2 separate regions of the Homo sapiens genome follow, and region 1 is linked to region 2. Evidence: chromatin loops called from intact Hi-C (ENCODE). Cell type or tissue: psoas muscle. All regions are shown on one strand. Each heading gives the region's core, and the rest is flanking DNA. Links, peaks and the distances in the headings are about the cores only.

Region 1 (4,135 bases), core at 845-3,344, 310 kb after region 2:
GTGAAGTGGATCCTTCCTGGTATCAATTATTCTTGGATAATGAGGACTTTCTGTACTTTATGCTGACAGAACAAGGGCTAAATGGGGTTACCAAGACAAGATTGCAGGCTCATCTTCAACTTCACTTCAGTAAAAAACTATTCTAAGGACCACAGAGACTGAAATGCAATGAGTTGAAGCACTTTTCACCTTGCTTCCCATTCAAGATTTATGTCCTCATGACAGCTTTGATGAAGGCCTTGCAGCCCTGCAGACAGAGGCTGATGCTGACATTTCTGGATTTAGCAGAGACATGGTAAAGACTCAGTTCTCCAGAGTAAACCCAGTTGAATCTGGGTCCTCAGGCAGAAAGGTCTTTTCCTTAGAAAATTATTCTAAGAATTCTTAGAAAATTATTCTAAGACTAAATACGCTGCATTGCCATGCACAGAGATGCATAATATTAACTCAGCAAGTTCTTAGAAAAACCTCCTCTTTTTCTTTGTCCCAGAAATACTCTTATTCAGTTCTTACATACTACGGATAGTACTAAAAATGTGGGTGAAATGGTTCCCTGACATAATCAGATATTTTATTTACTTATAGATGCATCATGGTGTTATTTTCTTGCAAATGACTTAATAACAAGTAATTATTTTGTAAAATGTCTCTTAAAAATGACCTATAAACACATTCAGCTCTCCAGAATTCTGCCTCTCTCACAAAAATAATCTTCCTGTAGATTTTAGAATTTTTTGTTGTATACACTGTACAATAATCTTAGTTGATGAGGAAGTATAAATGCTAAAGATTAATCCTCAATTTAAATAATTTCTTACTTTTGGAAACTCCATTGAAACTGAGCAAATATCTGTTTAAAAGAGTACAAATTATATTTAAATATTCAACATACTAATATGAAAATAGAAGTCTTTCAAAAATCCATAAGCAGCTTTCTTTTTAGTCAATTATTTTTCCTCCTGGCTACTATAAAATGTGACTAATAAGTCAATAGCACCTTTCCTAAAAGGTTATAACCAAAAAATATAATCTTTGTTTCTGCTGAACATGAACTGTTTGAGTTTCTTGATGACAAGTCATGCCAATTTCGCCTCTACTCAAAAGAGACAGACCTCCACTCCTCACAGAGTCAGAAACTATTCCATGTTAAACACAACTTACATTAGAAGGCCTTGTGGCAATGGTACTTAAAATAACATCATTTAAAAGAGATCTTTAATTTGGAAAACAAAGATTTAAAACAAACAAACAGCAACGAATAAAAAACCAAGCCCATTGAGATGTAGAGCTATGGCAAAATTGTCACGTGTCTGTACTGGAATATTAGTAATACAAGCATTAAGGCATCTTAATATTAGTCTCCTCTCAATAATTTTTTTTTTTTTTGAGATGGAGTCTGGCTCTGTCACCCAGGCTGGAGTGCAGGGGTGCCATCTCCACTCACTGCAACCTCCACTTCCCGGGTTCAAGTGATTCTCTCACCTCAGCCTCCCGAGTAGCTGGGACTAGAGGCACCCACCCACCATGTCTGGCTAATTTTTGTATTTTTGGTAGATACAGGGTCTCAACATGTTGGCCAGGCTGGTCTTGAACTCTTGATCGCAGTTGATCCCAACCCCTCAGCCTCCCAAAGCGCTGGGATTACAGGCGTGAGCCACCATGCCTGGCCCTCTCAGTAATTTAGATGTCAGTTTGCCAATCTGCCAGACAGTTTTCTTGTGTTTTGTTTTGTTTTGTTTTGTTTTGTTTTGTTTTGAGACGGAGTCTCGCTCTGTCGCCCAGGCTGGAGTGCAGTGGCGCGATCTCAGCTCACTGCAAGCTCCGCCTCCCGGGTTCACGCCATTCTCCTGCCTCAGCCTCCGGAGTAGCTGCTTGTTCTTTTGCCTCTCTTTTACCCTTGGTTTCCCTCCTTCCAAACACAAGGCCCATTGGAGCATCCACTACAAGGAGGATATAACAATTGGAAATGAAACTTGAATTTGTCTGCTTCAACAGTTGTTTGCAACTCTAATTCAAAGAGCTGAATTTAAAATGTTGATAGATTTAGGATCGTTTTTATGCACTTCCATGATTTGTACCATTCCTGGTGAATTTTCTTTTTGTGTGATCAATGTGTATTCCCCTGCACCAAGTGTTAAGAAATGAAACATGCCATTAACTTCATTTTTTTTTTCAAAAATACATGTAAATCTAACTCTGATAGAAAACTTAAAGGCAGTCATCACTGGGACTCGATTCTCTATTTCTTTCTATCACCCCCAATTGCCAGCCAGGATCCCTTTACAGCTTCTATAGTCTTACACAAGGCACAACATTTGGGAAGCTCCACTTCTCTGTGGCCCATTCTGGCCAACCTTGATATTGATTACACTTGCCTAAGGCTTCGTAGGCCTTGGGAGCTGCACCACAGTTTGAGTGCCACCCCTTAGACAGGAGGGTGCAGTGCTTTGGGATCAGCTGCTGGAGATGGGCACTCCCTCCTGCTCCTCTGAGGTTCTATACCCTCCTTCAGTTGCTAAAACTAAAAACCTAACTACTGTTCCCTTCTTGTCTAGATTAATCATTCTCTCTCATCCCTTATCTTCTCCTTCACCCCCAAATTGGTTACCTGTCTCTGTTTCTTCTGTCAAAGACTCTCGATTATTTTGTTTTCAAAAACAAAACCCAGAAAGAGAGACTGTCCTCAGGCAACTTCCACTTGACTTTGAAACATAGAGTTCCCCAAGAAGGAAATCCCAAAGTCCATCACACTTCTTGGAAAAATATAAAGAAATAAATAAACGAGAAGAGTCAAATATAATAGATCTCAATAATGATCAATTATGACGTCGTTTAGATAAACAATAAGAAACATAAAAATGCCAAAAAAATTTGCAATGAGTAAGATGATGAATAAAGAACATCAAATGGAGGTGGAAAAAAGTTGTTTCTGGCCATCATTAAAAACTAAGTTGTTTTGATTTAATCTGAGCTCAGATTTTTTTTTTTTTTTTTTTTTGAGACAGATTCTTGCTCTGTCACCCAGGCTGGAGTGCAGTGGCATGATCTCTGCTCACTGCAACCTCCATCTCCTGGGTTCAAGCAATTCTCCTGCCTCAGTCTCCTGACTCAGTCTCCTGAGTAGCTGGGATTACAGGCACATGCCACCATGCCTGGCTAATTTTTGTATTTTTAGTAGAGACAGGGTTTCGCCATCTTGGTCAGGCTGGTCTTAAACTCCTGACCTCATGATCCATCCGCCTTGGCCTCCCAAAGTGCTAGGATTACAGCCATGAGCCACTGTGCATGGCCTGAGCTCAGATTGCTGACAAAGACTGTGTTCACATGATTGCTGGATTCCACACCCCCAATTCAAAAGAGAATCTCCAGCTTTGATATTTTGGCCTTCAAAAATCAATTCCAATAACATTCAATGTTCCTTCAAGGAAAGGCATTGATATGGTTTGGCTCTGTGTCCCCACCCAAATCTCATCTGAATTATAACCCCCACATGTTGAGGGAGGGACCTGGTGGGAGGTGACTGGATCATGGGGGCAGTTCCCCCATGCTCTTCTCCTGATAGCAATTGAATTCTCATGAGATCTGATGGTTTTAAAGTGTGGCACTTCCTCACTCTCACTCTCTCCAGCTGCCATACAAGACATGCCTTGCTTCATTTCCTGAGGCCTCGCCAGCCATGCAGAACTGTGAGTCAGTTAAAGCTGCTTTCTTTATAAATTACCTACTCTCAGGTAGTATCTTTACAGCAGTGTGAAAACAGACTAATACAGGCATGTACACCAAATGTCCTTCAAAATCACCAAGTGCAGATTCTTGGATCCTATTTGAGACTACTGCTCTGTGTCGTATTGATGACTTTGCACTGTTATAGGAGTCTACACACTCAGGCCCAACACATGACCTAATCAGAGCCAAGTATTCTTTCAGTCATTGTCCAGTTAAAAATGTCCATCTCACCTAGGCGTAAGGCAGCACTTGGTACCCTGTGCTCTCACTGGCCCTGCCAGTGGCCCAGCCTCTTAGGCCTTAATCCCTAACCCTGATCCCTTTCCCCAGGATTTCTATGTAGCTTGGTGTTTGAAAAACCAGGCTCTTGTAAACAATTCTCACCCTATGCTTTCTGTGAAAGGGTTGG
Region 2 (4,135 bases), core at 521-3,020:
CTGTGTGAGGAAATCAGCCAGAGTCAAGCTCAGTCTCATACCACAGACGGTCACACCGCGAGGCTCTCTAGTCAAGCTGTGGCAGATTATAATTTTTCTAAAACACAAAAACTCAAATATTGTACATCATTTAACCATAGTACTAGAAATTTCAGATTGTTCTGAGATCAATATTTTCATTTCTAAAATTCTGGTCATATCACATTCAGATCTTGTTGGTCAAATGCTTGAAAATGTTCACAGCCTCACGTTTGTGTGCCAAAAAGGCGGCCAGAGAAAACCCAGTGTGATTCATGCTCATCAAGATCTGTGAATGTGGTCTATAATTGTGACTTCATTCCCACCCAATTATCTGTGCTGCTTTTCAAATCTGTGATTCTGTTAAGCTCAGGGCAGATTAAAAATGGAAAATGAGTTCAGTCTAAAACTGCCATCTGCTAAATCCAAATGTCCATTTTGAGTCTGAATCTAGGCTTGTACTTTCTAAAAACCAATGATCAATGTTCCCATTCTTTTCTCCACATTTTCAAGTTCTTAGGGTTTTTGTGTAATACTCTTTTGAGCCACTGATAGCCAGCAGATTGGATTTTTCAGAGCCTTTCGTTCCAAAGAGATCTAATATTAAGCACACAGCTTAGTAAATCCCTTCAACAAGTTCTCATGACTTAACCGTATGACTGCATTAAAATAAACTAATGGCCACACTTTGCTCTTCTGTGCAGTAGAAATAAACATTCATGTTTTTTGATTTTATATTGGATACTTAATACCTAGCACAACACTCGGAATATAGTAGATGTTTAGTAAATATTATTTGAATTAATGAAATATCCTGTGAACTGTTGATGATTGAAGGGCATAAACACAGGCGAATGTTGACAGCTTTCCTCAGTTTCTTCATCATACGTGAAAATCACTGTGCTGTGCAGAGGTGCTAGCATATACTCCGCATGAGGGATGTGGAGTAGGCCTTCTTCGTCATCTCTTTTATTAGAGCTGCTCCTCTGCCTGGCCAGGAAACTGAGTTTGTTCATATTTAGACTAAACTTTTCAGATTTCTTCCCAGTAGGTAGTTGGGGATGACTAGTTCATGCATAAGATTTTGGTAATAACATTTTTGCTACCAGTCTCAAGCCTGCCGAATCCTAGGGTCAAGCAGGCTGCACTGGGCCTGTTGGAAGTAGAGGAGAGGGAAAGTGTTTCTGCCGCGACTTTAACTCTGTCCTACCACAGATGACATTTCCCCAAGGGAGCAGGGAGTGTAAGAAGAGAAAAATGCAGAGGACCTTGGGGAATCATTGCATGTAAGGGTGTGCTGAGGAGGAGGGGTGGATGGTGACAGGGAAACTCACAGGCAGTGGGGTTCTAAAATAGAGACAGTGTGGGCCCCCATGGCTGTTGCCTAGGAAGCGAACTCCATCAGTGCCTTTCTTGCTTTCTTTTTTTTTTTTTTTTTTTTTTTTTTGAGACAGAGTCTTGCTTTGCTGCCCAGGCTGGAGTGCAGTGGCGCAATAATCTTGGCTCACTGCAGCCTCTACCTCCTGGGCTCAAGTGATTCTCTCGCCTCAGCTTCCTGAGTAGCTGGGATTACAGGCATGCACCACCACGCCCAGCTAAGTTTTGTAATTTTTTTAGTAGAGATGAGGTTTCACCATTTTGGTTGGCCAGGCTGGTCTCAAACTCCTGACCTCAAGTGATTCACCCACCTCTGCCTCCCCAAAGTGCTGGAATTACAGGTGTGAGCCACTGTGCCCAGCCTCTTCTGTGCTCTTCTAATATGCTATGTGATATCCTTTAAACAAATGCAAGTCTCAAATGTTTAAATTTATCCAAAGACTCTGTGGGGGATTGTACTGCGTTCACCCTTTCTGGTATGGTTCTGGGTTAGCGACCTTTACAAAAGACACCTTGTGTGAGATTTGGGAGCTGGAAGTGAATCAGCAGCATATTTTTTTGACTCTGAAGGTTGGTGTAGGATGCCAGGCATTGTGGCAGCTTCCACATGGTGTCACTGATCTGCTGGCTTACCTTGCTGGCATGAGACAGCATCTGAACCCACAACAGCTCCAGAGCCCGCCAGATCTCCGCCTTCTGTGTCCTCGGCCATGTGTGCAGGTCCATTGTGAAGAGTGTGACGGTCTCGCTCTGTCACCCAGGCTGGAGTGCGATGGTGCCATCTTGGCTCACTGCAACCTCCGCCTCCTGGGTTCAAGTGATTCTCCAGCCTCAGCCTCCTGAGTAGCTGGGATTACAGGCACCCACCACCACGCCTGGCTAATTTTTGTATTTTTAGTAGAGACGGAGTTTCTCCATGTTGGTCAGGCTGGTCTCGAATTCCCGACCTCAGGTGATCCACCTGCCTTGGCCTTCCAAAGTGCTGGGATTACAGGCATGAGCCACCGTGCCTGGCCCCCCAATTTTTTTTCCTGCTATTTTTTTCCTTAGACATTTGGAGACCTAGAAGCAGGTGCTGAGAGAGCTCTGAGGAGGAGGGTTTGTCAATCCTGCCTTCTGGGAGGCCGTTTATTCTTCAGGAGGGGATCTGTGGTAACCGGGATCCACCTGTGCGCAATAGCATCACCATGACCGTATATGCCAAAGCCAGGATTTGACATGGGTGCTGGCAGGTTTTGGGTGTTTTTGGAGAGAGGGGATGGAAGGTATGAAATAAGCCTCACTCCAGCCACCTGCCCTATGGGTGTGCCCCTGGGGGCTTCACTTGCCATTTGCATGACCTAATACGTCCCTCTGGCATATGTCGTTACACGTTAAAACTTTTTCCTGAGACAAAGTATACTTCCAGCTCAACCCATCTGTAGAAACACTGGGAGTGATACCTCAGAAAAGTATTTGAGATTAGTTATTACAGTCAGTGAATGTCTGCAGAACGACGACGACGTGGCAGGAAGTGATGACAGAGCTGGTGAGAACAGTAACATTACAGGGATTCAATGAGGCCGAACAAGAAAACGAGAATTAAAGACATTTTTATGGTTGTAGCAATTTCACCTGAAAGGTTGCTAAAAGTGTTTATCACCTTAAAAATCTTTAAACAAGCTAATTAAGGGTGAAAACACCTTGGGAAGTCATTCAAAAAATCAGTTAGGTTTCATTGTACCATAGTGATTTCTTTTTTTAATGGATTTAGCTTAGAGGGGATGTATATATCTCCATCCATCCCTCTTCAAACAAGGAGCAATGTAAATATAACAGAATTTATGTTATATAAAAATATATGTACTTATTATTAAGGACGGAAAAGGTAAAGAAACAATAAAGGAGTCAGCAGTCTGTCTTTCTCTCAACTTTGGGGAGTTAGAGCAACACACATGAGTTTTCCCTTGGGGAAAACTTTATAGATACATAAAATAGGAGGATCACACATTCGTTTGCATACAATCTGCATGCAACAGATCACATTGTATCTCCTGATGTTTTCAGATGCTTTTTTTTCTTTTTATTTTTTTCCTCTCCTGAATCTGTCAACTTATTCTAAACTGGAAGTGACATCTGGGGAAAGAAGCGCAGAAATAACAAAAGTAACGATACAAATGCCTTTTGTTTTCCTAGTAGTTTTAGGTTTTCCATTTTCCAGAGACAGAAGTGAATTGGGATAAATCTCAGAAATACTGTGAAACCGATTGTTGAGGAAACAGTGCTCTGTGTCTTTTCTCCTTAATTGCAACAGCAGTCCACCCAATCTGAACTGCTCGGTACAATGCCCCTTATCTCTGTATTTTTATGTTGGTTGTATGAAAGACGGGTGTTTGGGACAAAGATGCTCTGTGGCTTTGGGGGAAGATTATACAAGTTTGTTGTCCGTTGAGCTGACACGGGTGATGACTCCACAGATTTAATTTAAATCTTCAGCAAGTGAAATGGATTGTCATACATATGGACAGATGCTGTGACCAGGTTCTATGAGAAGAAAAGGAAAGAGAACTTGAATCTGCATGTATCTCTTTTCCTGTTTTCAAAGACAGGGGTGGGAAAATTCTTATAAAAAGATCGCGTGACTCAAAATTTCACAATTTTCTCAAAAAATTATTTTGAGGAAATAACGTTTTCCCATGTTCCTAAACTTGAACTAATATTGCTTAAGTTTAATGCCAGAGAACCAAAGAGGGAAAATAAG

The links. Hi-C counts contacts between places; a loop is a spot of excess contacts. Peaks named below come from ENCODE experiments on the same cell type or tissue, not always from the same donor. Only the 100,000 strongest peaks of a DNase experiment are listed, where the experiment ranks them.
Region 1: it touches region 2 in a loop (8-fold over the local background); 1 of 110 quality-filtered maps calls a loop at or near these places.

Annotation. Positions count from the first base shown.
Region 1 is chr6:148,690,434-148,694,568 of GRCh38, forward strand. No RefSeq gene overlaps it. Among named protein-coding and RNA genes, the nearest start is that of UST, 55 kb to the right of the region's middle. RefSeq lists an enhancer at 3,644-3,803. In psoas muscle, for the core only: no CTCF peak of the experiment used is centred there; no DNase peak of the experiment used is centred there.
Region 2 is chr6:148,380,179-148,384,313 of GRCh38, forward strand. All of the region lies in intron 1 of SASH1 (SAM and SH3 domain containing 1), which reads left to right. Among named protein-coding and RNA genes, the nearest start is that of SASH1, 39 kb to the left of the region's middle. In psoas muscle, for the core only: no CTCF peak of the experiment used is centred there; a DNase peak (open chromatin) is centred at 1,513; H3K27ac peaks cover 644 bases.